2 separate regions of the Homo sapiens genome follow, and region 2 is linked to region 1. Evidence: read pairs that join two places in POLR2A ChIA-PET (ENCODE). Cell type or tissue: GM12878. All regions are shown on one strand. Each heading gives the region's core, and the rest is flanking DNA. Links, peaks and the distances in the headings are about the cores only.

What was found. ChIA-PET counts read pairs that join two places held together with the same protein. Peaks named below come from ENCODE experiments on the same cell type or tissue, not always from the same donor. Only the 100,000 strongest peaks of a DNase experiment are listed, where the experiment ranks them.
Region 2: POLR2A ChIA-PET joins it to region 1 with 13 read pairs; 2 of 35 experiments call an interaction of 5 or more read pairs at or near these places.

The regions. Positions count from the first base shown.
Region 1 is chr10:28,913,580-28,929,047 of GRCh38, reverse strand. No RefSeq gene overlaps it. Among named protein-coding and RNA genes, the nearest start is that of C10orf126, 75 kb to the right of the region's middle. RefSeq lists an enhancer at 3,136-3,834. In GM12878, for the core only: no CTCF peak of the experiment used is centred there; no DNase peak of the experiment used is centred there.
Region 2 is chr10:29,048,682-29,064,149 of GRCh38, reverse strand. LOC107984174 (a long non-coding RNA gene) reads right to left here and starts at 6,095. Exons shown (of 3, transcript XR_001747284.1): 1 at 6,043-6,095; 2 at 5,160-5,232. In GM12878, for the core only: no CTCF peak of the experiment used is centred there; no DNase peak of the experiment used is centred there.

The DNA.
Region 1 (15,468 bases), core at 4,065-12,064:
CTTCTACTTCCATACGCCAGCAAGTCATTTACCTGAAACTTCTCTCACCAATGACTTCTTAATTGCCCAATGCAACAGCTTCTTTTCCTACTTGACATTCTGCATCGTGGTATATCAGGAGAGTATCCTGTGGATAAATAAACAGGCTTCAGGAGCAGTAAGACCTTGAATCCAGGATCTACTCTTATGAGCACTGTGATATGAAGTCTTGGAAATCTAGGTTTCCTCATCAGGAAATGAAGATAATATGAGCTCCTATGTCATGGGTTTCTCATGATGATTAAATAGAATAATATGTGTAAACAGTCTGACAGTGCTTGGCACAAGGCCAGCTCTCAATGTTTGGTTATTGATTTTAGTATTGAGCTGGGTGTGGTTCATGCCTGTGATCCCAGCACTTTGGGAGGCCAAGGCAGGAAGATCACTTGAGGCCAGCCGGGACAACATAGAGAGACCTCATCTCTACAAAAAATTAAAACGTTAGCCAACCATGGTGGCACATGCCTATAGTCTCAGCTACTCAGGAGGCTAAGACAAGAGACTCACTTAAGCCCAGGAGTTCAAGGATACGGTGAGCCATGATTGCACCATGCACTCCAGCCTGAGTAACAGAGCAAGACCCTGTCTCTTAAAATATAAAAATCATAATTTTTTTAAAAAAGATATTAGTATTCGTGGTGGTGATCACTGTTTTCTTCTTCACACTGTCTTCTCCCCTTATTTGGTTTCTATGATACATAATTTCCTGGTATTCATTTAAAAAATTTGACGATATTCTCACTTAATGCACCAAACCTCCAAATCTCCCTCTCCTGTGTTCCCACATTAGTTCAGAGGCACACCATTTCTCACCTGGACTGTTACAACAGTCTTTGAGAAACATTCCCCATAATGGAATCTTTGCTCACTCCAGTCCATGCTCCACACGCATACATAATTCAGAAGCAAAAAACTCTTTAAAAACCTTCAAACATGGCCCTCTCCTGATCCAAACATTTTACAGCCTTCCTGGAAGTAAAGTGACCACAGTTCCCTTGGTAACCCTCTCCTTGGAAGAGCATCCCTGGAGACTCCCTTCAATTTGTTACCCTAAATGTTACCTAAGCCTCCTCCCTGGATTTCATCCTAATTTTCCTCTGTTTAGCAAAAATGTCTTCCCAACCCCCAGGCCATAAGCCAGTAGTGGTCTGTGGCCTTTTAGGAGCCAGGTCACACAGGAGGAGGTGAGCAGTCGGTGAGCTAGCATTACCGCCTGAGCTCCGCCTCCTGTCAGATCAGTGGTGGCATTAGATTCTCATAGGAGCACAAACCCTGCTGTGACCTATGCATGCGAGGGATCTAGGGTGCACGCTTCTTATGAGAATCTAACACCCGATGATGTGAGGTGGAACAGCTTCATCCCGAAACCATCCCCCCAACCCTACCCCTGTCCTGGGTCTGTGGAAAAATTGTATTCCACAAAACAGTTCTCTGGTGCCAAAAAGGTTGGGGACTGCTGGTCTACACCACTTGTGGCTTTGGTTGGTAAAACGCTTTTAATTTTGTTTAAGATAAAGTTATTTTATGAGTTAGGAAATTTTCAGCTACAAGTAACAGAAAAAAACCACCAGTTCAACTGGCTTGAACCAATAAGAGGTCATATTATGTTCTGTATCGAGAAGTCTGAAAATTGAGTGGCTTTTCAAGGTTTGTTAATCCAGTGGTTCAACCATGTCATCAGGGACCTGAGTTCTTTGCATGCTTCTATTCCGTCATCTTCAGAATGCCTGTTTGATCCTGATGGTTTCAAGAAATCACAACCTGACATGGCACTACCCAGTGGGCAGTATGCGGTCCCAACCAGCCATGAGTCAAGCATCTTTATCTCCATTTCATAAATAAAAAAAATACAGGCTCAGATAGGTTAAGTGACTTGCCCCAGGTCACACAGCTATTAGTGGTAGAAACAGGATTTGGACTTCTGTTTACCTGACTCCAAAGTCCATGCTCATAAACACTTGGTTCTACTCCTTCCAAGCATGACAGCAAATGACTTTGCCCTGGAAAAAGTAGGATTAAACGTAGTTTAAAAGTAGGATTCACCAGGCTAATATTTCATGCACACTTCATAAGACCTGGATTTCTATCATCAATCATCAGCTATAGTCACCATTCTCAAAAAATATTAATAGTGTGCTTACACTACACAAATGCGTGTAATGTCTTAATCTTTAATTTCTAATCAGAACACACATTCAGACAATGTTTTCATATAATGGTTGCAACTGGCTTCTATGTGTGTGATATGTGAGTATACATAGATGTATGTATATTCATATATACGTCTGCATATGCGTATATGTGTACGATTCCATTTCATTGATAAACTAACCAAGGGCCTAAAAAGTTAGGAACTCCGTCCAATTTATACGGCTAGTAAGACATTGAGGGGTTTTAGGAGACATCCCGATGACCTCCTGATACAATATTCTTTCCTGGAAGACGCTTAAGCTAACAAATTCCTTCCATTCAAAGTAGAGGGAATTGTAGCAGAATTTCAGTGAGCTTTTCTAAGTGACATGATGGCAATGTCCTATCAGATAAAGGGACTCAGTGCAGGGAGCACGTGTCATACCCAGCGGTGGTGCAGCAGGAGAACTAGCACATCAATCTCTCATGTCACATTTTCTCACAGACCTCTGTGAACCACAACCACCCTCTCCATTGCTTGCCTTTATTTTCTTTTTTTTCTTTTCTTTTTTTGAGATGCAGTCTTGCTCTGTCGCACAGGCTGGAGTGCAGTGGCGCAATCTCGGCTCACTGCAACCTCTGCCTCCCAGGTTCAAGCGATTCTCCTGCCTCAGCCTCCTGAGTAGCTGGGATTACAGATGCCCACCACCACGCCCCGCTTTTTCTTTCTTTTTTTTTTTTTGTATTTTTAGTAGAGATGGGGTTTCGCCATGCTGGCCAGGCTGGTCTCGAACTCTGACCTCAAATGATCCATCTGCCTCGGCCTCCCAAATTGCCGAGATTACAGGCGTGAGCCACCGCACCCGGCCTCTTTTTTTCTAATACGAGAAAAGGCATACAGATCTATTTAATATGTACACACAGAGAGAAACACCTTTCCTCCGGTCCATATTTCTATCTAGGTGAGTACCAGACACACTTGATAAGTAAGCAAGCAAATCCCTCCTTGATTAGTGGAAAACAGAGGAAATGTGGGTTATTTATTTGCCCTATTTACCTTCCAAGAGAATCACAAAACAAGTAAAGTTAGTGAATACTCCTCCCAAAACTCACACGCCAATTTTCATCCTGCCAGCCTGAACCACTTGCCCCAGGGCTTGTAAAGCAAAAGGAGGACTATAAATAATTCAGGTCTAATCCTCAGGGCAGGTGACAGGGTCCTCAGAGTGCTTCACATGTGTGTCCTGATACCTGACTCCCCGGGAACACAGCAACACCGGTCCCAGGTCATCGAGCCCTGCCGCTGAGCCTCTGCACCAAATTGGCTTTGAGAAACCACACAGCTCCCATGGCAGGCTTTTCCTCTCCTTCTGCGCCTCAGAAGCTCAGGATGATCTGTCCCAGACCACATTAAGCCAATCAGATCTGGAGCCTGAGCACTGGCCCGGCGTCTTCCTCGCTTGCGCCCAGTGGCCGCAGGCCGACCCCCTCGGCGGCCCTGATTTACGCATCTAAGTATCAGGACAGCCTTGCTATGCTGATTTTGGAGTCTGGCAGCATTTCCTGAAACGAAATGGTGGTTGGGCTAAGGCCTGGCAGCGACCTCCCGGTGACACGAGCTCATGAATACGCGGGTCTGTTGCTGCTTCTGCGGCGTAATTCTCCGTGCGGAAACCTTCGGTTAGGGGCCGCCGCCTCCCTCTGGTGCGCAGCCAGCCCCGCCGCCTTATTTCTCTTGGCCGAGCTGACATTACCGTATGTTAGCTTTGCTCTACAAGCTCCCGTGGTACAGAGGGGTGCTTCCACACATGGGGAGGATGCGGGGAGACGGAAGGAGGTGGGTGCATGTGGCTCTCCAGTGGCACCCCAGTGCTGCGCTCAGACCCGTGCCCTGAAGGATCCCTATTCCAGAGACAATCAGGGCGTTCCCCCGGAACCTCAGTAATACCTTTCTCTGAAGCACTGTGGGCAGGCATGTTTTAGCAGCAGGGGCCAGTAGCCTGTTCTTGCCAAAATCTCCTTTACCTCTTCCCCGTCTAGCTCTGGGTGGCCAAGGGAAATGGCTTGGCGGGCTGGAACTGCCTCAGGTTCAACTGAAGGGAGCCTGTGCTGCCTGGAATCCAGAAGGCAGCACAGTTTTCTTCGGGAGCCCTCAGGAGCCTCCTGAGAGCTGGAGCCAGGGAGCGTTCCCCTTTGTGATTACACTGACACCCTTCCCACCTCCCCTGCACGTGCTTCTGCTTTGATTCAGAACACCAGAACAAAATCAGATCCACCCCAAAAGAACACATGCCTTAAAAGCAGAGGAGAAAAAGGTTGTGGAGCCACAGTTGCTTCTGCTTCCCGACTCATCAAATTCTACAGCGCCTTTCAAATTACATAGAAAATAGGGCCGGGCGCAGTGGCTTAAGCCAAAAATCTCAGCACTTTGGGAGGCCGAGGCAAGCGGATCACTTGAGGTCAAGAGTTCGAGATCAGCCTGGGCAACATGATGAAACCCCGTCTCTACTGAAAATACAAAAATTAGCCGGGCGTGATGGCGCCCGCCTGTAATCCCAGCTACTCAAGAAGCTGCAGCACGAGAATTGCTTGAACCCAGAAGGCGGAGGTTGCAGTAAGCCGAGATCTACCCATCACCCCCGACTCAAAAAAAAAAAAAAAAAAAAGAAAAAGAAAAAAGAAAGAAAAGAGGGTGGCTCATGGCAAACACGTTAAGTAAGTTTCATCTCGTGTGCCAGCTCCATTTAATTGGTAGTGGTGTTCTAGAGCACTGTGCTAAGAAACCTTCTGAGGCAGAATTCAACCAGCAGGAAGGAATGCTAGTATCCTTTACTAATTTCCTTTTTTTTCCCTTTTTTCTTTTTTTTTTTTTTTTTTTTTTGGTAGAGGTGGAGTCTTTCTATGTTGCCCAGGCTGGTCTCAAACTTCTGACTTCAAGTGATCCTCCTGCGTTGGCCTCCCGAAGTGCTGGGATTACAGTCGTAAACCACCACTCCTGGATTATCCTTTACTAATTTCATTCATAGATGAGAGATTGGGAGAAGAAAGAGGAAACTGCCACTTATTTTCCACATAAGTGTCATCTTCAAGGTAGGAGACAGGGCCAAACCATCAAGTATTGAAACCCAGGCTTTACCACTTTCTAGCTGTATGATTTGGGGCAAGCTACTTAACCTCTCTGAATCTCACAAAGCCTTATCATTATATGGAAATCATATTTAAAATTATTGGGAAGGAGACAAGATTTGACATTTTAAAAGCATCACTTCCCCCTGTCCTGAGAGGTAAAGGTTGTGTCCATAGGCCTGGAATCAGATGGGCATGGGCCTGAGCCTTGGCTGTGACTGCAATGCGGGGTGAATGGAGGAGATCTAGCAGAGTAATGCCTTTATAGAGGGAAGATTTACAGAGGATAAGCCATCTAAATAGAGCTGGATACAGAGAGGAAATCATAGAAGAGTCAGGGACAAGGACAACCAATCCAGTTCCAAGTGGATGGTGCAGGAGCTAAGCCTCAAGTGCTTCCCAGACAGGTTGGAAACTGCTGTGGCAAATTTTTTCCTAAGGTCCCAGGAAGATGCCAATAGCACTTAGATGTGAGTTCCCAGACCTAAGGATCTGGCACTGGAGGGCAAAGGAGGCACATCTTAAATATTTGATCTCTCCTCTCCTTTTCCCACCTGCTAGTTCCTTCAGTCATGTGCCAGCCAGGTGTCCATGACAGAGAAAGGCCACTGAGATGAAAGGGCAACGCTGTTCAACTGGAAGCTCTTTGATTTTGCTAAACACGCTAGTGGCTTTGGGTGTGTACACCAGTTATGAAGCTATTGTCTGTCAGCTCCATGTCTTCCTTCTGTATTCTGCTCAGTGATGCTGATGTCAGACCTGCAAACCACACTTCTATATGGCCACCTGCTCTATTAGGTTCCACCAAGAAGGGATTCAAGAGGGAGACTGCAGGGCTGGAAGAGGAGAAGGGAACATATTTCTTCTTATCTGTTTCCTACTCTTTTGAGCATCATGGTAGCAATACTACTTCACTGCGCAGAGGCAGTTCCTTTCCACATCAGCCACAGAATCCAGGTGCCAGCTTTTCTAGCACTTGCACAGCCAGCTTCTTCACACCTCAGCCTTAGAAACACCAGCACCAGATAGACAATATTTCCTCTGTGGAAATCTGGGTCCCAGACCCTCACACTTCTTCTCCCAGCTCAGAGACACTAGCTCTGACTAAGAAGTACACTTTCATCCTAGGTGAGAATCCCATCTTCACAGGGCCCATCCTCAAGCATTTATGTTTTCATAGCTCCAAACTCTTCCCATAGTTCTTTCAGCCCTTGGGGTGGTAGCTGCCTTCTGCAATTGCTACCTCTGGGATACCTTACTATACATTCTGCCATTTCAGTTAACTGGTCAGTAACCTAATTCTAGTTAGCAATTCTGTATATTAAATTCTTTCTGTGAAAGTCACTGGTGTGGTTTCTGTTTCCTGCCTGGACCCTGGACTCTGAGTCAAACCTGAGAATTCTAGTAGAAGAGCATGGAATTGCTCTGCATCACAGAAGGAAAAGAATGTGAGCCTGCCAGAACAATCCAGGAGGGAGGGTGAGAGGCAGTCATGGAAGCAGCGAAGGGGGCACCCAGCAGACAGGCAGCCTAGAGAGGACACAGGGAGTGGGGAAAGGGGGGTCAAAGGGCTATAAGAGCATTTTAAGAACTGCTTGGCTGGGTGCAGTGGCTCACGCCTGTAATCCCAGCACTTTGGGAGGCCAAGGCAGGCGGATCACCTGAGGTCAGGAGTTCGAGACCAGCCTGACCAACACGAGAAACCTCGTCGCTACTAAAAATACAAAATTAGCCAGGCATGGTGGCAGGCTCCTGTAATCCCAGCTACTCAGGAGGCTGAGGCAGGAGAATCGCTTGAACCTGGGAGGCGGAGGTTGTGGTGAGCCAAGATCGCCCCATTGCACTCCAGCCTGGGCAACAAGAGCGAAACTCTGTCTCAAAACAAACAAACAAACAAAAAACCGCCCTGCCTGCTAGTCCCTCCTCTCCCTTTTTTTCCAAACCTTCAATGAAGTCTACTCCATCCATAGGTAGTGTGAAGAGAGTTAATCGTTTGTTTTAAAGACCTTTTAAGAAGCTTAGAGATGGACTTGATGCCAAGTATTATCTTGTTAACTTGTACACTTTTAAGAACTGATCATAATCCTTCTCATTACAACTGTTGAGAAAAAGCTAAGAGTCTTTGATGGGCAACATGAGTTTTTGGTCAAACAAGTCTTCAAAGCAATGACTGCCCAAGGATTCTTAGAAATCATATAACTTTTCTACTAGTGAAAAAATGATTTTCTTATCACTCTGTTCACTTCAAGGTGGAGCGAAAGATGACATTGCTGGTGAGATGTTCAGCACTCTTTGGTCACGTTGGAAAAAAATTGTATTCGGTTGTCAGAGATGAAGAATTGTTAAAAACAAAATCTTTTTTATTCCTCCTAAAGACATTACAGCTCACAAAATCTCTGATAGCTTCCTGTAGCATGTATTTTACTATTCAAGGAGACAATTGAATGGGTTTATTTCTTCTTATGTTACATCTCAGCTTTAATAAGTAATGTCTGGCTGGGTGCGGCGGCTCATGCCTGTAATCCCGGCACTTTGGGAGGCAGAGGCGGGAAGATCACCAGAGGTCCGGAGTTCAAGACTAGCCTGGCCAACATGGTGAAACCCCGTTTCTACTAAAAATACAAAAATAAAATTAAAATAAAAATAGGTGATGTCTTTGAGCTAATTTATGCTCTCCATACCTTATGATCATCTAGCTGTGTGTTGGCAAGTCCAGGATGGTGGCTTTTGACGAACTGTGCTTTAAGGCAAACCATGGAGTAGAGAAAGATGGACAGCAGAGGATTTGGGGCTTTAATGGGCACACAGCCTGCTTAGGAGGAAGCTCATTAGTCTGGAGCTCCTGCCCCTTGTCTTTGTGAAGCCATTACTGGTCCCCTGGTATGCTGCTCATAGGCAAGGCAAAAGAAATTTATAGGAATCAAAGCTTATAGAAACAGCAACAACTTTAAGAGTCAGTTTGTTTAACCAAATTAAAATTGTTCTTTTTTTCTTCCTCCATTCCCAGAAGTGCATTTCTATTTCCACTGAGTTAATAAAGAAATGCGATGCAAACAGACCTTCTAAGTTCTCTGAAGCCCATGTCCCGGTCAGGCTAATAACTACAGCCCAACACACTGCAGCCACTGTGATTATGTGGCAGGTGTTGTGTTAAGCACTTTATACATTATTGCTCATTTAATCCTCTCAAGAACACCATGAACTAGATGTTATTTTCCACATTACACAAATGAGAAGATTGTGGTTGAAGGTGAAGGAGGTTAGAGAACTTCCCAAGGGTTCTTAGCTTCCAATTAGGATAGCCAGCATTTCACTCAGGTCTGCTCTATCAGGGGTCCCCAAGCCCCCGGGTCAGTGGTTTGTGGCCCATTAGGAACCAGCCCGCACAGCAGGAGGTGAGTGATGGGTGGGCCAGTAAAGCTTCCTCTGTACTTGCAGCCACTCCCCATTGCTCACATTACCACTTGAGCTCTGCCTCCTGTCAGATCAGCAGTGGCACTGGATTCTCATAGGAGCACAAACCCTACTGTGAACTGCCCATGCGAGGGGTCTAGGTTGTGAGCTCCTTATGAGAATGTAACACCTGATGATCTGTCACTGTCTCCCATCACCCCAGATGGGACTGTCTAGTTGCTGGAAACCAAGCTCCACACTCCCACTGATTCTACAATACGGTGAGTTGTATAATTATTTCATTATATATTACAAAGTAATAATAATAGAAATAAAGTGCACAATAACTGCAATGCGCATGAATCGTCCCAAAACCATCCCCTGCCCCAGTCCGTGGAAAAACTGTCTTCCACAAAACTGGTCCCTGGTTCCAAAAAGGTTGGGGACCATTGTGCTACATTCTGTAGCCCGTGTTTTTACCCACAGTGGCATACAGACAATCTGTTTCTGGTTATATGATCACATAACTAGTTGTATGTTGGGCACAATTTGGTCTCAAACTTCGTTTTGGAAGGAGAAACCTGTGAAGACAAAGTCTGTTTGGCTTGATGTGTTGGATATCACCTCAGAGATTCAATCCATGGATCTGTGTGCTGGACAGTGGGGAGGGCACTACTGAAAAGAGGTAGAAGAAATGCCTCAGAACTACACAGACCCTGTGCTCTGCTCTACCCTACAATGGAATGGTACCTGGATCTGACATGGTGCCATTATAAATTGACAAAGTGGATTTTTTTTTAATGATAAAAAGTAGCTGGTGAAAACATAAGAAGTACAGGCATTCATTCAACAAATCTTTATTGTGCATCTGCTATGTGCCAGGGACTGTGCTAAAGACATAACAGTGAACCATGCGGACCCTTGGCCTTCGGGGAGCTTCCTGCAGGTCACTGTGCCCTGTCATGCACTGGGGTGAAAGTGTGCATTGCTAATGCCTTTGTGAAAGTGATAGCTCAATGCATAATTTTTAAAAGGCTTTAAAATGTGCTGATGCTCTTCCTATTTTTCTTCTTTTTCTTTCTCTTTCTGAACAATTTTGTCTTCATGCCATAGGTGGTATAGAACAAGGTACGTGGGGGTAGGGGAGGGGCTTGTGAGGCGCCATGGTGGCCCAGAATGGGCTGTCAGGACCATCAAGAGGTGAGGGGCTGTGTGTGCAGGGGGAGGGCTGGCCTGGTGAGGAGTCAGGGCCTGGGTGAGGCAAGAGCTTTCACATGGAGGGCAGCGGGGTGAGGAAGATGTAGAGACATGGAGGGAAAATAGCAAAAACAAAATGTGTTTACTCTTCAATGTAGCAAAATTGCATCCAGAAATTACTTTGTGGCAATTAAATAGCAAACTAGATGGGCCAAATATGGACACATAGAGATGTGGGTCACATCATCATTCATAATAGCAAAAATTTGAAGACAACTGAAATGACCAACCAGAAGACACATGACTCCAGAGCCCAAACAGAGGTACACAAATGGATATTCATTAAAACCATGGGTGACAGTGCAGATCCGGGGTGGTAAGAAGGACAGATGAAGCTGGGAGAGTTGATTATCCCTATGGGCAAAGAGAAAATTGGACCCCAACTTCACACCATGAAAAAAAAAGAATCACCTCCTGGTGGCTAAATGGGGAAGACAAAACTTCAAAATTATTTAGAAGAAATTAAGGAGAAAGATCTTTATGGCTTCAACATGGTGAATTTCTTAAAACACAAAAGTTTTCCAACTTTAAAGACAAATACTGATAAGCTTCACTACATTAACATTAAGAACTTCTTTTTATCAAAAAGGCCCCATAAAGAGAGTGAAAAAATAAGCCACACACTGGAAGATAAATTTGCAATTTTGGAACTGACAAAGAATTTCTCCAAAAAGCTGAAAAAAAAAAAAAAAGACAAACAAGTCAACAAGCAAATAGGTAAAAGATATAAACATACATTTTAAGAAGAAAAAACAAATTAGTAGTAACCAGGGAAATGCAAATTACGCCATACAGATGTACCACTTTACACACAGCAGATTAGCAATTTAAAAAGAAAATTTGACAGTACCAATTACTAGTTAAGACATGGAGCAACAGGAACTCGTACACACTGTTCGTGGGAGTATAATTTGTCACAATTTACTGGAAGAGCCATTGGATATAATCCTACAAAGATGCACACACCCTATGACCCAGTGGCATGGAGTGGTGACATGGGAGGGTGGCCCACAGGCACTTTGCTCAGATTCAAGAATGTTCACAGCCATATGTGCTGGGCTGAATAATGTTCCCCCCAAAATTAATATCCTCACCAGAGCCTTGGAATGTGGCTTCACTTGGATACAGATCACTGCAGATATAATTATTTCAGTTAAGAGGAGTTAATAGGGTGGGCTCTTGATCCCATAAGACTGGTGTCCTTGTAAGAAAAGGAGGAAAGATAAAATACAAGTAGGGAGACCCCCATGACTATGGAGGCAGAGACAATGGAGGATGTGTCTAGAAGCCAAGGACCATCAAAGATTGCCAGCGATGTCAGAGGCTAAGAGAAGGATATGGAATTGCTTCTTCACGGCAGCCTTCAAAGAGAGCATACCCCTCCAGAAACCTTGACTTCAGACTAGCCCCTGTATAAGAATGCACTTCTGTTGTTTCAATCCATCCTATTTGCAGTCTTTTCTTATGGTAGCCTTCAAAAATGAGTACATCATGTTGTTCATAATGGCTGGAAGATGCAAACAACCAAATATCCATCCTCCAGAGAACACGCAAATAAATGGGAGGATATTCATACAATGAAAAACTATGCAACTATGAAAATGAATGAACTATAGTTTGACACATCGACATGGAAGATGCCTTTACTCTTTCTCACCACTTATTGAAATTCTGATCACTCACTGAGGACACCCATTTCCAGTCCTTCCTCCTGCATAAAGGCCATGAGAGCTACCATTTACTTATTTATTTGTTTATTTATTTATTTATTTATTTTTGAGATGGAGTCTCACTCTGTTGCCCAGGCTGGAGTGCAGTGGCACCATCTCAGATCACCACAACCTCCACCTCCCGGATTCAAATGATTCTCCTGCATCAGCCTCTCGAGTAGCTGGGATTACAGGCACACACCACCATGCCCAGCTAATTTTTGTATTTTCAGTAGAGACGGGGTTTCACCATGTTGGCCAGACTGGTCTCGACCTCAAGTGATCTGCCTTCCTCTCCTCAGCCTCCCAAAGTGTAGGGATTGCAGGCGTGAGCCACCACGCCTGGCCAGAGCTACCATCTATTGACTCCTTCTCGGCAGTCGATGTCATGCACGCCCTTACTGACCTTATCCCTAATCCCTACAACAATCCTTTAAGTTAGAGATTGTTAGCCGTCTTGAAAAGAGTTAGACAGAAGTATTCAGTGCCATTAAATGACTAACCTAGGTTGCCCAGCCCAGGTGTCAGGCCCTATTCTCTTCTGCAGCTCAGCTCCAGGAAACATGTTTCCCTCCCCAGCCCCACCAAAAAATGCAGCCAACCAGACACATAATATTATTTTGGGGTCTGTAACATTACCATGACTCATGATTCTCTTCAATTCACTTGCCTTTCATCTTGCATGTCTTCTTTCTAAATGCCTTATGTCTAATTATTTCTTTTACCTCCATCATCTTCTAGAAAAAGGCATAAGCCTTATATTCCTCTAGATAACACAGGAATAGGAACCAAAAAAATGCATCGCATTCAAATATTTACTGAGCTTCCATTATGGCAAGCCTTGTCCTTGGTAGCTGAGTGGAATCGAATCTCCTGCAGCCTGTCACAGCTAGTCATACAGGCAGTAAAGGACGAAAAATGTACAGTGAATGCTTCCTTATCTGTTTGTTTTCCCTTCCTGGGAAATTCTGTCTACACAGCTGACCAAAGCTCAAGCAGAATGACGGGACACACCATCGACAGTAGTAACAGATCCACGTACCTACTAGCCATAAACAAGCTAGGTTTCCATGCTTTCTTTTTGGTATTTCTCTATGTCGCGTGTCTAGCAACAGAGTAGAATTAGCAGCTTCCAGGTTGCTGGGGTTTAGAGGCAGTGACAGATGCAGAATGAGGAAGCAAACAGATTAATATGTATTAAATGACTGCATTAGTGCTCATTACTCTTAAGCTCAGTACTTGTGTGTACATGTGAAAGTGGTATTTTTCCATGACTCTCGCCATGGGAGCTGATTAAAACAGAAGCACTCAGAATTAGCCCAGCAGTCCAAGCCAGCATCCAAACTATTTATTCCCTCTCTCCCACCCCCACCGTTTCAAGTGCCAGTCATAATTGTTATTTGATATAATGGCTCCTCAACCTACAGCTCTCACCCAACCCAAAAAGAGTTTGGTGGCTTAAGGTTTCGACCAAAGCTCCATTTCATCCTGTATAAAAGTGACTTGGAAATCCTTTTTATCCTCGATTTCTGACAAGAAAATCCAGCTAACAAGGTCATCTGAGATGCCACCAAAACAATATGCAAGGCTGGGTATGGTGGCTGATGCCTGTAATTCCAGCATTTGGGAAAGCTGAGGTAGGAGGATTGGTTGAGCTCAGTTCAAGACTAGCCTGAGCAACATAGCAAGACTCCATCTCTACAAAAAGTAGAAAAATTAGCTGAACGTGCTGGCAGCTGGTTTTTAGCATTTACAGGCCCAGCTACTCAGGAGGCTGAGGCAGGAGGATCACCTGAGCCCAGGAAGTCAGGGCTGCAGTGAGCTATAATTGCACCACTGCACTCCAGCGTGGGTGACAGACAAAGACCTTATCTCTTATAGTAAAATTAAAATATATATATATACACTATGTATCTCTTATAATAAAATTCAAAAAATATATATATATTTGCTTTATTGACTACTGCGTTCCAAGCTCTGCTGGGAGTAACTGGAGGCAAATTTTAATGCAACCCAAAGTCCCAATGCTTTATACTTGAGGATGCCTTCTCCAGTGCTTGCTGAGGAGACCTGTGAATCAGGAAAATGGCACCAGCATGCACAATCCCAAACTAAGACACTTCTGAAGATGCCAGGCCCAAAGCCATAAACATGGACCACCTTTGGTACCAAGTCATCCAGTCTTTCTTGGCATAAGCAAATGATGAGGCTTTGAATACAACTGAGCTGGCCATAAATGCTGGCTCTGCCAATGTCTAGTGATATGGACTTTGACAGTTGATTTAATACTGCTCGGAGCATCTGTGAAATGGTGACAATAATCCCTGTCCCTGTGGAGTTGTATGCAGATGAAAGGAAAGAGGATGTGAAGAGCTGCCACACAGTAGGCAAGCAGCGCTAGTTCTCCTTGCTTTCCTGTTTCACTTACTCATCATTAGACATCTGGGACAAGCAGTGACTTCTGCTGTCTTGAAGTTCACTTACTATTAATTCAAACAAGACTTCCTGACTGCAGTCTGCCCTCATTACTGGCAATGTCCTGCCTGATCTCTAAGGCAACAATCACTCATTTTGTAAATACAACCTTCTCATCTATTAGAAATTAATGAAAATTCCATGAAAACGATTTTCAGGCACTGTAGTGACATGAAACTTCAGGAACTCATTACCTTAAATGTCTCACCCAAGGAGTTGAAATATTTCAAAATCCACATGCATATAATATTAATGCAAGAGTGTATAATACGCATAGTCTTCTCCAGGGCAAGTAAGCTTTTAAAATATACTACCCCTAACTTTGTTAGAGTTTTCTTACTTGACAAGTTATTCTCTTTGCTTATTACTTTCTACCCGTGTCTTTTATCACTACTCTAGAAAAATCAAGAACAAACTATATTGGGTTGAACCCTATGAAATTCCTTATATTTGGTCATTTTTGACCTATGGGAATGACAATCTCATAAAGGTTTAACCTGCTAGAGCCAGGCCAAGGATAAAGGAAATCAGAGCAGTTCCTGAGAAAATGTGGTTGGGCTGCTCCCCTGCCCAAGGAGACCTTCGCTTTCCAAACACAAGGTCATCACATCATTGGTGATGTCTGCATTGGTTAGGTTGGGTAAACTTGACATTATTATTTGGGTTCTCTCTCCCCACTGGTAGGGCAGGTGCTAACTGAACAGATGAGTAATTATGACTGCAATAAAAGTCACTGTTGGAGGGGGTAAAACCATTATCTCCACACCCAGACTGAGGACAGCTCGCTTGGTTTGCACAGTTCTTACAACCCACAACACTGTGGGTGCCATACCCTCTTGGGGAGTTGCCATCGCATTCCGAAGCTAATGACATTAATCATTAGCCAACTCAGAAAGGTTAATGGGCGGCTCGAGGGAGAGGAATGTTTTTATGGAGTTGATGTTCCTGGGAATTGGATCAGAAGAGCATAAGGGGGCCCTGGATGGGACATGAGCATTAACAAGTCCCTCCACCCACCTCATCCCACACAGCAGGACTCTTTAGGCTCAGCAAAGTGCTTCATCCAACACTTCATGAATGAGCCAGAGGACGGGAACCAGGCACGATTCCAGATCCAGCTTCATAATCCCTTCCCAGAATATAGTTTTCTCAAAGAGTGTCTTGTAAATTAAAAATGTGTTTGCATTATTTTTATTTATTTATGTATGTATTTATTTATCGAAGACAGGGTCTTGCAATGTCACTCAGGCTGGAGTGTTGTGGTGTAATCATAGCTCACTACAGCCCTGACCTCCTGGGCTCAAGTGATCCCATCTCAGCTTCCCAAGTAGCTGGAACC
Region 2 (15,468 bases), core at 3,699-11,698, 140 kb before region 1:
GGAAAATCCAAGGCAGGGCACTTGCACCTTTTTTTTGATGATTCATTTTAATTATTACTGACTTTGCCATTGAGACCTATGCTCTAGGGTCCCTCTCCAATATGCATTGCCCCATTTCTTTCTTGCTAACAGTACCTCTGTTTTGCTCATCCTTATCTAAACAGTCACTTCCTTTCAGGGAGGCTGAGCTCTTTCTCATTCTTCAAGGATGAAGTTGAGTGATGTCAATAATCAAAGTTTTCTAGGTCCCCTTAACATTCTAGTATTTCGGGGGTTTTTTGTTTTTGTTTTTGTTTTTGTTTTTTGGAAGCAGAGTCTCACTCTGTTGCCCAGGCTGGAGTGCAATGGCGCAATCTCGACTCACTGCAACCTCTGCCTCCTGGGTTCTAGCAATTCTCCTGCCACAGCCTCCTGAGTAGCTGGGATTACAGGTGCCACCACATGCCCAGCTAATTTTTGTACTTTTAGTAGAGATGGGGTTTTACCACATTGGCCAGGCTGGTCTCGAACCCCTGACCTCAGGTGATCTGCCCGCCTTGGCCTCCCAAAGTGCTGGGATTAGAGGCGTGAGTCACCACGCCTGACTGTATTTCCAAAGTGTGGGGCCAGGGGATATCTGAAAGGCATGTGAGAACATACTCCAGCAAGGCACTCTTGAGGGGTGCTCATGACCCTAGAACTAAGAAGCTATCTGGCAATCATGAGATGCCACACCTAGAGACCTGGACAACACATTAAAGATGTAGAAAGAGTGACAGCACCCAAGTCCTTGATGACAGTGTTGAGACATCCAGACTTTTGGTTATGTAAAAAGAGAAAAGTCTGTATACTTTAAGATATTTTAATTGGGTTTCAGCTACAAGCATCCTTCTGCTACAGTTAGCGTTCAGTTTAGACACTGGCAGTGGGTAGACCACTCCATTATTTTATTGTCTGTACATTTTGTGGTAGAAAAAATTATTCAAATGTATCCTATAGCATGAGATTTTTCAGTGATCTAATTAACAACAGAAAACCTAGCTTGGCATCTCTATGAGACATTCACTCAATTTCTCTCATCATACTTTCACTCAATTTCAGAAGAGCAGAATTTGTTCTCTTTTTAAAAACAATTTTTTGGGCCAGGTGTGGTGGCTTATGCCTGTAATCCCAGCACTTTGGGAGGCCGAGGCAAGCAGATCTCCTGAGGTCAGGAGTTCAAGACCAGCCTGGCCAACGTGCTGAAACCCGGTCTCTACTAAAAATACAAAAATTAGCTGGGCGTGGTGATGGGCACCTGTAATCCTAGCTACTTGGGAGGCTGAGGCAGGAGAATTGCTTGAACCTGGGAGGCGGAGGTTGCAGTGAACCAGGACCACACCATTGCACTCCAGCCTGGGCAACAAGAGTGAAACTCCATCTCAGAAAAAAAAAAATTTTTTTTTGGTAGGAAGGGCAGCACTTCATTCCATAAAATAGAATAAGTAGAACTTATTCTCTATTGCATATTCAGTCAAAAATTTATTTTTTTTTATTTCAATAGGTTTCTGGGGAATAAGTGGTGTTTGGTTATATGAATAAGTTCTTTGGTGGTAATTTCTGATAATTTGGTGCGCTCATCACCCAAGCAGTGTACATTGTACCTAACGTGTAGTCTTTTATTCCTCACCACCTGCCACCCTTTCCCCCAAATCCCCAAAGCCTCCAAATTAAAATTTTGATTTTATGTTTAACTCTGAAGTTGTTAGCACGCTGTGACCTAACATTGCTAATTGAATTCATTCAGCGTATTTTTAAAAATTAAAAAGATATTTGTAACATCTGATATCATAATATATTTAAGAGCTATTTCTTAGGTGAGGTGCCCTTATTGGCCAAAGGAATTTTTATGTGGAATTTACTCCATCACCTTTCTATAAGCAACCAATGAACTTCCAATTTCCTAGATTGACCCATACAAAATGGTCAATTTTATAGGTTAAAAATAGTTGAAGACCTTCAATTTTATATGATTCAACCTATAAAATCTGAAACTTATTCTCCATAACATCACATACCACTCTGAAAAGTCTGAAATGTAAAGACCATGCTTTAATACAATTGATCATTTCTATGCCATTCATCAACAGAATTTTAAAAGGTTTTGCCAACAAATGACTAGTTAACCTGTGGTCATTCCGCTGTTGAGTATCTCCCATTGGCAGGATGTTTGCCTTGGTCTGACCCAGAACTAAGTTTGAACTATCTATCAAATTAAAAATAGAAAGTAAGTAAATATAAGATTAAATGGTAGGACACATCAGTGCTCTTGTGAAGATGTTGGAAAAACTCAATGAATGTCAGTGATCTCTTTCCTGGTGAAAAACTTATAACTATATTTTTTTATTTGGGGAAATTCTAATATTATAATTGATTACTATTAAGATAAGTCTTAAACTTATAATATTTGACTTGACCTGGCATGGTGGCTGACGCCTGTAGTCCCAGCACTTTGAGAGGCCAAGTCAGGAGAATCACTTGAACCCAGGAGTTCGAGCCCAGCCTGGGCAACATGGCAAAACCCCATCTCTACAAAAAAAAAAAAAAAAAAAACACAAAAACAAAAAAATGAAGCAGGCTTGCCAGTAGTCCCAGCTACTCAGGAGGCTGAGGTGGGAGGATCCCTGGAACCTGGGAGGCAGAGGTTGCAGTGAGCTGAGATCATGCCCCTGCACTCCTGCTTAGGTGACAGAGTGAGACTCTGTCTCAAAAATAAAAATAAAATAAATAAAAATAAGAATAAATAAATAAAATTGTTAAAAATTTGCCTTAGTAATTTAACTTTTAGAAATTTATCCTAAGAAAACAACCAGACAGGTATTAGATAGATGATAGATAGATAAATAGATAGATAGATAGAAAGACAGACTAAGTCCAGTGGCTCACGCCTCTAATCCCAATACTTTGGGAGGCTGAGGCGGGAGGATCATTTGAGGTCAGGAGTTCGAGAGCAGCCTGGCCAATATGGTGAAACCCTGTCTCTACTAAAAATACAAAAATTAGGCGGGTGTGGTGGTGTGTAATCCCAGCTACTCAGGAGGTTGAGGCAGGAGAATAGCTTGAACCCAGGAGGCTGAGCTTGCAGTGAGCTGAGATTGCACCACTGCACTCCAGTCTGGGCAACAAAGCAAGACTTTGTCTTAAAAAAAATACATTGATAGCTAAATAGGCATAGATAGATAGATAGATAGATAGATAGATAGATAGATAGATAGGCAGACATATAAGGATGTTCATTGAAGCTTTATGTATAATAATGAATTTGGAATAAATTTAATTGGTAATAAACTATGGTGCTTCCAAATAATGAAATTCTTTGTAGCCATTAAAAATGTTGCTATAGATCCCTATTTATGCTGTAACCTGCTCCATGCTGAGCCACATTCCTGGTTCCCCTCCCTGCATTGCTTTTTCCCTAGCACGAATCCCTCAAATGTGCTCTGTAATTTATTCCTTCAATATCTGCATCCTTATCTGTAACTACCCGCTAGAATGTAAGCTCAGAGAGGACAGTGTTAAGTGTCTTTCTTCTTGGATGTATCTCAACTGCCCAGAAAAATTCTTCACAAGAGTTCTTGAGTAGGCACTCAATAAATATTTGTTGTAGGAGAGCAACTTAGAACCAGAATTTCTGTGCAAAGAAGTATAAACATGTTCAAAACCTCTAGGGCATCCTATAAAATTGTTTCTATGGAGATATATATACATTCACACTTTAAAAGGGACTTTTTAAAGCACCATGAAACATGCTCAGAGATGATAGATCATCAATATCTCCCCCCCGTTTTAGGATCTTCAGCAAAGCATAATGTGTTTTTTTCTATCAGAACTTAAAAGAACACTTTGTTCTTCCACAATCTTTTTTTCACTGTATGAACTTAAGACTGTTTTTTAAAAGTAAGCTCCTAGGATTTCCCTTTACAATCCAAATAGTTCCCTGACCTAGTCTAAAAGTCCTAATAAAGAGTTATTTTGAGATTGACTTTTCTTTTGTAGTTTTATATTTATTGCGTTTTAAGAAAGCATCTCCCAGAAACATTGCATTAACAAAATAAAATCTAGGCCGGGTGTGGTGGCTCACACCTGTAATCCCAGCACTTTGAGAGGCCGAGCCAGGCGGATCGCTTGAGCCCAGGAGTTTGAGACCAGCCTGGGCAACATAGGGAGACAATGTCTCTGCAAAAAGATATAAAAATTAGCCGGGCATGGTGACACGCAACTTTACTCCCAGCTACTTGAGAGGCTGAGGCAGGAGTATCGCTTGAGCCCGGAAGGCAGAGGTTGCAGTGAGTTGAGATCGCACCACTGCACTCCAGCCTTGGTGATAGAGGGAGACCTTGTCTCAAAAATAAATAAATAAATAAAATAAAAATTAAAAAGTAAAATATACTAGCAATATTGGTTTACAGAGGATAGTTTGTATATAACTTACTCATAATATTCCACTTGGTCCTTTGTCATTAGTGACAAAACGCCCTGTTCTCTGTACAACTAAAACAGTCCCCCAATCAGTAGCAGAGGGTCTCTCATAAGGAAGGAGTGCCAGCCCAGGAGTGAATATCACTATGAGACCATCTTTAAGACAGAGCTGGAAGGCCAGGGTTCCATGTCCACAGGTCTGGTAGAGCTAAAACTCAGGAAAATGCCAGTTTGAAAGGCTGTGAATGGAGAACCAAACCAATAACTTGGAGAGTTCCAATGTGAGGAACACACAGAAGTCGATTCCTGATGCTACTCGAAGCCAGACCTGCACCGGGCTGAAGGAGCTAGAAGTCCTGTTCTGAGTTAAGCTCCCTCTCCCACTATTGCTAGGAGCTCCCTAAACTTGAACATTTATTTGCAGAGAGCATCATTGGTGGGTACAGAGCACATGCCCCATTGTTCAGACCTGAGGTTTGGAGCCTGCAATAGTTTTTCTCACATATTAAGGTTTTTTAAAGCCTTCTTCTTTTTTTGTTTTTGGTTTTGAGATGAGTTCTTGCTCTGTCACCCAGGCTGGAGTGCAGCGGCACAATCATAGCTCACTGCAGCCTCACACTCCTGGGCTCAGGTGATCCTCCCACCTCAGCCTCCTGGGACTACAGGTGTACGCCACCACACCTAGTTAATTTTTTAATGTTTTTGTAAAGACAGGGTCTCACCATGTTGCCCAGGCTGGTATTAAACTCCTGGTGGTCTTCTTGAAGTTGGTTTCTGGGACTCCTCAGGCCGGATCTATGACAAAAGAAATAGTCATGTATTTTACTTTTACTGAGCTTTTATTTTATGTTATAATTGTCTTGTACCAGGTGGCTTTACAAACACAGCCTCATTAAATATTTACGACAGAGTTCTATGAGGTGGCCATTATGATTTCTCTCTATTTATACTGGAGGAAAAATAAAACACAGAAAGGTTGATTAACTTACCCAAAGTCACACAGCTAATAAAAGATGGAGCCAGGACTTAGAAGTCAGCTCTGACTTAACCATTGTGGTATTCAGTGTGTCCCAGTTAATGCATCCCACCCAGAACTGATGAGCATTTTCTCCTCATTCAGAAACAAGAATAGGAACAACCACCCCTCACTCTGCAATAACCAGAGGAAGCAATTTACATTTTATACGCTTGCCTTTAAAACTCTGTCTTTTGAATGTTTTAAAAAAACAGTCCTGAAATTTCAGTGAAATTAAGACATGTTTAAAATAGGTTGGCTCTCATCCTTGGGACCCTGTTGTTGGCAAAGTGGTTTCACGATTGCCAGTTGTTGAGAGAGTTATCTTTTATGTCCTAAAAGAAAAGACTCTTTTTCAAATGTAACTTCACTTCTCACGTTCTGCCTAGCCAAAATGTATTGCTATTCTGTTAGTCACTAGTGAATTGAAAGGGTTGTTTAAAAAAGAACCAAAATCTGCATAAATACGCAGATAAGTTTAGAGATCAAGTAAAAGCTCTCAGAATCATTCATTGTGATGCCTGAGAGCTGAGATTTCCCCCATAGGCAATCCAATAAAAGAAACTTGACTACTGAGATAAAGCCCAGACCTGTGTCCTGTGCCGGCTCCTGAAATCAGTGGGACTGGCATTCTCACTCTCTGGCATTGATGGGAAAGAGAAAACTCAACCTAGATTATCATGAAATTATTCCTGATGCCTGGTCACATGAACTCCTGAGCCAACAGATACCGTTAACAAAGAGGGTTGCTGAAGCTGGGACTTGTGCCATCAGTCTGGTTTCAGAATACTTTTTAACAGTAGATTGGGTGTGGTGGAGGAGGGAAGGCTTGGAAGGGAAGTTAGCAAGGTCAGAGAATGAAGAGGCTGTATGCTGCAAGCAGCGAGTGTTCTAATACTCTCAATACACTTTGAGACTTAGTCGTATCATAGCATATTTATTTTGAGTTTTCCATAGTGCATTTTACTGAGGTCCTTTGACAACAGAATATTTCAAAGGTGTGTGTACAAATATGGTTTTGCTGTTGCTGAAAATGGTGCCACAACCTGAGCCAATGGGATTATTCTTTCCCATTGTCCTTTTCCAATGTCATATATATATATATGTGTGTGTGTGTGTGTGTGTGTGTGTGTGTGTGTGTGTGTGTATGGAGTGGGGGAGGGGGTGGTCTTACTAGGTCTTACTAGCAGGTTCTACTTTCTAAATCCTCTGGAAAAAAAATCTCACAGTCAGTTGAATTTGGTTACACTTAAAAGCTGTTTAAGGACTTCTCTGTTATAAGTTGATTTGGCCAGGTGCAGTGGCTCATGCCTGTAATCCCAGCACTCAGGGAGGCCAAGGCGGGCTGATCACTTGAGGTCAGGCGTTTGAGACCAGCCTGGCCAACATGGTGAAACCCCGTCTCTACTAAAAATACAAAAATTAGCTGTGCGTGGTGGTGTGTGCCTGTAATCCCAGCTACTCTGGAGGCTGAGGCAGGAGAATCACTTGAATCCGGTAGGAAAAGGTTGTGGTGAACTGAGATTGCTCCAGCCTGGGTGACAGAGTGAGACTCCATCTCAAAAAAAAAAAAAAAAAAAAAAAAGGTGATTCAAACATCTGTCCAAGCCTGTGGTCTTGTTACTGTACTCTTGTCCCACTTCCTCATCCAAGCAGGCTCCTAGAAAGAAATATACTCCAGCTGTCTCAACTCCTTCATGTTCCATATGACACCTCTGCCCACTGCAAGCCAAGCTTACACTGCAGTTACTCTGTAGAAACAGTCTGGCAAAGATCCCCAGAGACTAATGTGACCATATGTCCTTGTTTGCCCACGAACACATGTTGTCCTGCTGTAATTATTAATAGCCCCTCTCTGTTCACTCTCAAATGTGTCCTAGTTTGCAGATAAATTAATTGATCTCTCTACCAATTGCCAAGTCCCAAAGACTCTTTCCCGTTTCCATATTGCTTGATCACTGCAGCAACTGGCACTGTTATTCAATCCCACAATAATAGAACTCTTCTCCTTTGGCTTCCACAGTGTCTCTCCCATATCTCTGTTCCATCTAGGTTCTTTTTGTGAGCTTCTCTTCCTTTCCAAGCCTCTTAAATGTTGGTGACCCTAAAACGTTATATTATAGCCTCTTGTCACTTTATGTAATCATCTTAAAAGATCATCTATTCCCGCATCCTTAGCCCCAATGTACAATCTTATGACCCTCTAGTCTCTCTTTCTCCCTCTCTCTCTCCCCAAGACAGTTCTCTTATGCTCCATTTCTTCACCTGATTGTTCCACTAGCATCATAAAATCAATGTCTTGGCCAGGTGCAGTGGCTCACGCCTGTAATCCCAGCACTTTGGGAGTCCGAGGCAGGTGGATCACCTGAGGTCAGCAGTTTGAGACCAGCCTGGCCAGCACAGTGAAATCTGTCTCTACTAAAAATATAAAAATTAGCCGGGCGTAGTGGCAGGCACCTGTAATCCCAGCTACTTGGGAGGCTGAGGCAGGAGAATTGCTTGAACCCAGGAGGTGAAGGTTGCAGTGAGCCGAGATCGTATCATTCCACTACAGCATGGGGGACAGAGAGAGACTCTCTCAAAGAAAAAAAATCATTGTCTCCAAAGCTGAGCTCCTTACCTTTCCCTTCAGCTCTGCTCTTCCCCTTTTTATAAACCATGGTGAGCAGTAGGCATTCTGCCTCTGCATCTTAGCCATGGCCTCACTGTGTCCAGCCCAGCACTGCCTGATCAACCCTTTGCCAGACAACTCTCAGATCCATGGGGATAAAAGCGTGTTGTTTTAAGTCCCTGAGTTTTGGAGTGACATTTTTGCAGCAATAGCTAACCAAAGCAGAAATTTAGTCTGGGAGTGGAGTCCTTCCATAAGTAAAACTTGACATATGTAGTATTGGCTTTAGGACTGGGTGGCAAAAGGTGAAGAAGTTATTATAGGCATCTGGAAGATGGTTATCAAAGTATTATAAAGGGCTGAAACAATGCTGACCTATTGTATGCGATGGTAAAAAAAAAATTGGTAAAACCTATGATAACTTGGAAGATACACAGGGTACTTAATGAATTTATGGACTTGGGCAAGGTAATTTTTTGAAGTGTTAAAATTATGAAATGGTTACATTTAGCTATATATGAATAAAGATCTAAAGGAAAGAGCTAAAGGATTAAAAAGGGACCAAGACTTATCCAAATTAAAGTCTCTCACCTTCTCTGGAAAAGATGGTAGTCTTAAAAAACAGCTCAGCCACCAAAACAGGACGTTTCTAATGCTCTCTTCCAAAATGGTCAAGAAAGATGATGGAAATGAAAAGGCATCCTAGAATGGGGAACCAAGAGCCATGACTACCAAAGGAAGAGGAAGGAAGCAGAGCTCAGTCTCATCAGGGAACATTCCTGACTGAGAGCAGGAAGCCCTGGCAACACTTTCTAAGTGAGATTTCAAAACTGCTACAAGTCAGTGCTATGTGCCTTCCCTTCTTCCCTTTTCTGATGAGTGTGTTTGTTGTGTTTATCTTGTCCCTGTTTTCACAGGACATGTATGCAGAAGACAACGTGTCTATCTAATTCATATAACTCTAAGTTCAGAAAAGCCACATTTGGACTTGATATAGATGATGGAATCTTGGACTTTGTGCCTCATGCCATGATTTGGTGAGATTTTCGGGGTTCTGGGATGCTGGTGAGTACATTTTGCATATGAGAGGGATGTTATTAATGGTGGCCAGAGGGCAGACTATTGCAAATGGCATTACTGGCCTCAATTCTCCAGCCTTCCTGCATCCACAGCACTGTTGTAGATTCCTTGTGGGAGGTATGCACTTCCTTGCCCCTTGACTTTGGACGTATTTACATAGCTTTCTTTGGCCAATGCAAATGGGTGGAACAGACAATGTGCCCACTCTGAGCCCAGTCATTAGGGCTTTGTGTGTTTCTGTTTGCCTCTTGCCCCTCTGTCACTGCAATCAGAAGTATGTGTCCTCTGTAGCTCACTAGTTTCAGAAGGATGAGGGATGCAAGGAGCAGCACTATTTCATCCAGACCAGAGACCTTCAGTGAGAAGCACAGCTGCATGGCCTGAAGCAGATCCACCCAGCTAAGCCCAGCCTGAATCAGCCAAGCCATACCCAACCTTGGGTCCATAAGAATAAGTAGTTATTTCAGACTGAGTTTCAAGGTGGTTTGTTACACAGCATAGTCATGACAGGAGATAATTCATTCTTGCTACTGCCTATTCAGTGCCCCTTCCCAATCCAACCTTTCCTCTTTAAAACTTAAGTGCTGTTGATCCTACTGCCTCTCCTCTTTGTATCCACTGTCCTTGTCTTGATCTACATCTGAATCATCTCTCACCTGGTTAATACCAAACTCTCCTTACTAACTCTCCTCACTCTCCTTTAACTCATCTTCCTCATTGCCACCAGAGCAATTTTTCCACAATGCATGTGATATTAGGATATACACCATCATCACTTACAAAAGTGTCTTGAGCTTGTAGTGATTATGTTGAGAAATAAAGTTTATATATTTTATTTTTAATCTTTTAATTCTATTTTTCTGTGAGCCTTTTGAAGTCCCTTGCACACACCTGCATTGCACACACGTGGGTGCGTGCGTGTGTTTCCTTCTACTGCAGGAAAAGCCTGCAGTTCCTGGCTCTTAACTCCCATAGCCTTTGTTACAGTCTTTTGTTATAATATTGAAGCACTTTAGGCCTCAGAAGCACAACTCAGAAAATAGAATCTCTCACTCTGAACTTCTTCTGTTTTCCTCTCACCTGCTTCTTGTTCTCCCCAAGACAGGACTCAAATCTTCTCCCACCTTTCCATAAAGAAATTCTGTGACCTACTTTGCCTGATTGTAGGTCATAAGACCTCCATTTCAGAAGGGGTCCTGTCCTATACCTTAAAGGAAGGAATGCTGTACAGATAGGCCAGGAGGAATCTGGACAGGCCTGGCTGGGTTTCCCCACTCTGTCTATTACTATGAGATCATACTCTTTTATCCAGTTATATCTCTACATGGTTGTCCATGTAATAGATCCAAGAGGCTGGGGTTCATAGAGCTTCCTGATAGCTGAACATGTGGAGGTTCCTGGAGGGTGGAGCTCCCAGTAGGGCATGAATGCTCCACGTCCTTACCTTCATACCTCACCCTATGCATCTCTTCATCCGTATCCTTTGTAATACGTTTTATAATGAATGTAAGTAAATGTAAGTATTTCCCTGAGTTTTGTGAGTCGATCTCACAAATTACTGGAACCAGAGGAGGGGGTTGTGGGATCCCTGATTTATAGTGGTTGGTCATAAGCACAGGTAAAACAACCTGGGACTTGTGATTGGTATCTGAAGTTGGAGGAGGTGGTCAGTCGTGGGGACTGAGTCCTCAACCTGTGGAATCTGATGCTATCTCCAGGTAGACAGTATCAGAATTGAATTGGGCTAGAGGGTGCCTCACTGGTATCTGCTGCAGAACTGATTGCTTGCTTCTTGGTGGGGACAAATCCCCATACATTTGGTTACAGAAGTCTTCTTTGTTAATTGCTGTGGTGTGAGAGCAGAGGGAAAAAAACCCAAAAACCTCTTACAGTCTGTGTTTCTTCTACTCAATGCAAAACTAATATCAGCATTTAGCTTAAAACTCTTGAATTCCTCCCAATGTGTAGTTGAAGTCATACACTTGGGAGCTGATGGGTCTAATTTGGTCCACAGATCTTTTGTTTGCTGCAGGTCCTGTTTTGACAATATTTGAATGTGAAGATGAATGCAAGTTCTCTAGTTTGCCACAACGCCTCCACTTCCTATTGTTTTACCCTTGGCTCGCTTTATACAGTTACCCAACAATCCTTGTCCATACAGGTACTTATGTAAACACATAACAAAATACTAAAAATTAGGTAACTGAAAGCAATTGAAATTTACTGTCTCCCAGCTCTGGAGGCCAGAAGTTCAACATCAAGGTGTAAATGGGCCCATGCTACCCCTGAGAGTCTTAGGAGAATCCTTCCTTGCTTCTTCCTCCCTTAGAGTTGTGGCCTCAATCCTTTGAGTTCCTTGGTTTGTGGCTGCATCACTTATTCCAGTCTCTGTCTCTGTCTTCACTTGGAGTTTTCTTTTTCTTTTTAATTTTGTAGAGCTGTGGTATTGCTATGTTGCCCAGGCTGGTCTCGAACACCTGACCTCAAATGAGCCGCCCACCTTGGCCTCCCAAAGTGCTAGGATTACAGGTGTGAGCCACTGCAACCAGCCCAATATTAATATCAACAACCAAGCATTGAGGGCTGGCCTTGTGACATCCACCTGGTGACTACATACTCACTGACTTTATTATCTTTGCTCCCTGCTTGTCATCCCCTCGATCCTCTTGTTAGCAACTGTAGGATGGATTACCAAATTGGCTTGGACAGACTCGTGAATAAATGATTAGGGGCGATTTCTTTTAATAGAGACGGAGCCTCACTCTGTCTCTATTCCAGCTCAGGCTGGAGTGCAGTGGTGCAATATAACTCACTGCAGCTTAGAACTCTTGGGCTCAAGAAATCCTCTTGCCTCAGCCTCCCAAGTGGCGGGAATTACAGATGCATGCCATCATACTCAGCTAATTTTTAAAATTTTTTGTAGAGATGGGGTCTCACTATGTTGCCCAGGTTGGTCTTGAACTCCTGGCCTCATGTGATCCTCCCATTTTGGCCTCCCAAAGCATTGGGATTACAGGTGTGAGCCACTGCACAGGGCTGCATTTTCTTTTTCTTATAGGGACAACAGTCATACTGAATTAGAGCTTACTCTAACAACCTCATCCTAACTTGATTACATCTGCAAAGACTTTATTTCCAAATAAGATCAAATTTTCAAGCACCAGGAGCTAGAAATTAAACATATCCCTTTGGGAGTAAAACTTTACTCCTAAAAGGAACTCACTCCCAGTTTATAGGATGAAGCACAAAGTCCTTGGCATAGCATAGACAGACCTTTCTGATCTGTTCTCCAGCTGTATCTCTACCTTGTACTCTCTAACAAAATCTTTCTCCTTGCTCACTCTGAATGGACTAAGTGATTCCTCAGTCGCTTTCCTTGTGCTTCTCCTTTTGCTTTGAAAGCCTTTTTTTCCTCCCCTACTTCACTTGTGAATTTTTATCCCACCTTTAAGACTTACTCAAATCCTAATTTATCAGCAAGTCTACTAGCTTTCTCTTAGTCTTTCGGAGAACTGATGACCAATTCTGCATTCACTCTGACTTCATAAGAGATCTCAATGTGCTATGTTTCTACATTCTCAGAATCTTCTCTCAGCATCATTTTTCTTCCAACTTCTTCCGCAGGACATATAGTTCTACTAGGATGGGTTTCACCGATTTCTTTTTGGAGAAAATTTGCCCTTAACATGCCAAGAGTCTATTTTTTAATGATGCCACTTGTCAGCTGGTTAACCACATTGCAACGTGTTCAGTCCTCTCACATATACTGTGGGTATTCTTCTTATTAAAAAAACAACCAGCCTGACCAACATGGCAAAACCCCATTTCTACTAAAAATACAAAAAAATTAGCAGGGTGTGGTGGTGCATGCCTGTAGTCCCAGCTACTCGGTAGGCTCAGGCAGGAGAATCGCTTGAACTCGGGCAGTGGAGGTTGCAGTGAGCCAAGATCGTGCCACTGCACTCCAGCTTGGGTCATTAAAAAAAAAAACATAAGCTTTATCTTCCATGGGAGAGTAATCCAATTAAATTAAACTTAGTGTACACAAACTAAGGTGTACTTTTATGAGCAGAGATGTCTTCAACCCTGACTTCCGCAGGACCTGCCAATGAATCTAGAAACCATTTTCATGGCCATGCTTAAAAAAGATTGAAACATTAGTCAACATTGGCTGTTTATCCTGTGACATAATGGTCGATTTCAAAAGTGTAGATAGTTTTTATCAGGTGGCTATGCAGGTCCACTTCCATCAAAGTGTTTAATAAATTCCTGTTCATTGAATGTCAAATGCCACACGTTCTCACTTATAAGTGAGAGCTAAAATAATGTGTACACATGGAGGTAGAGTGTGAAGGAAGTGTGGGAGGATGGGAGAGGGGTTGTAGGATGAGAAATTAATTTATGGGTACAGAGTACATCATTCGGGGATGATTACACTAAAAACCCTAATTTCACCACTCCACAATATACCCTTATATTTTTTTCACAAATAAAAAAAAAATCCTGTTTGTTGAATATCTAATTAATTTCATAAAAATTTAATATCTAATCAATTTCATAAAAAATTGCAGCTGGAAAATTTCTCAGAACCACTCTTCTGCCAAGTGTGTAGATGTAGCCTACCTCATTCCTCAAATGGAAAATGGTGAAAGAGAGTTTAATGAATGACTTCTTTACAAAGATGGGGGCAGGATGGAGACAAACCAACCACAAGAGACGGGAAAGCCCCACAAGAGTAGCAACAGCAGGAAGCCAATGTCACTCCTGGACCTAAAGAGAAGAGTAGCAGCAATTCTCAGAGCTGTCGTTACAGCTGAGGACCCCTGGTAGGAATTGTGAAAAGGAATAGAGAAGTGCAGCCCCTTCCCCCAGAAGGCTCCAGTGGAGACAACGGAAGGTAGTGGAAACCTTGACCTCTCTCTCTCTCCCTCTCACCTTCTCATCTCCTGCTGGTGTCTCCCAAGGGTTAAACCTAACTGAAAGCCAGAGGGTAAGGGAACTTAGTGATGCAATCTTTAAAGATCAGCCTCTGGGGACAAAGAATAAGGTGAAAAACCATGAAAATGGATATGAGGTGCATGCAGAGAAATCCAGTACAGATACTTTAATCCAAAGAGATTGCTTCTATTAGACGGTCAGGCTAAACTGTTCTGTCCCTGCTCAAGAGTGGAAATGAACCAGGTTAAAGATTTATAGATTGTGAGAGCCAAAAGAGTATTTAAAGTTCATCTAAACCAGTATTCTCACTTTACAGATGGATGAAATAGAGGTCCTCAGGGATGAATGACATGCCTTAGATCACCTTTGAGTTAATAACTGCACTTCTACTAAGACCCAAGGTCTTGTTTTCCTGACCAATGCTAGCTGTCCTGTTCATGAGGCTCAAATTCTTTCTAGCCTTGTGAGTTTCCAGTAACAGTTTTGTTTTTTTTCCCAGAAGCATCCATAAGAGCACCCAGCAAAAAATGAAGTTTAAGGAATTTTAGAGAAATATTCTCAAAGGACCTCAAAAGACTTGAGCCACAAACAATGCTCTAAAGACACATTCTTCCTACCATTGACCAAACCAGTTGGTCAGAAAAATAATGGTCTTTTTCTTTTCACAGTTAAAGTTCAATGGTCTTTTTTTTTTCATAGTTAAAATGTGAAGCAAAGAAAGTGAGATACATGATAATAAAGGATTAGTCTATTCTAGAAGATTCTAGAAGATTCCAGAAAACTGAAACATCTGTACTGTAAAGGCCATTCCTTTTTTCTGACTTATTGAGATGCTTCAATTTACCAGGCTTAGGCTTAGTGCTGTTAGGACACAAAAAATGAATTAAAACATTCTATTTTCTCAAAGACCTTTTGTGGCAGAAAGGGAGGGAAGTAAATGGCTGGCTGGGGCTCTGAGATAGATGCTTTGATAGTGCAGCACAGAAGAAGATGTAGTTATTTCTACCAGATTACACAGCTTCCCCAAACACTGTTTCTTAACACTTTATGTGCCACAGACTTTGAGCCACTGGGGAAAGCCAGGACTTTTTCCCAGGAGATGCACTCACTTTCACATATAACCAAATTTTGCATACCATGGTGAGAAGTTCAAGAACTTCAACTTACAAATAGAACCTTGCTCTAAGCAGCTAGAAAAAGAACAAGCTTTTGGGTTTTTTGTTGGTTTGGTTTGGTTTGGTTCGGTTTTCTCCACACCCCCTAATTAGGTACAAGATCATGGCTAGAGCCATGTATTGCCTAACTGCAGAATTTTAGTTTGAGGATCATGGTATATAACCTCTTAGTATTTTCAGATTATACAGATAGGACAATGAGTCAGGGTATT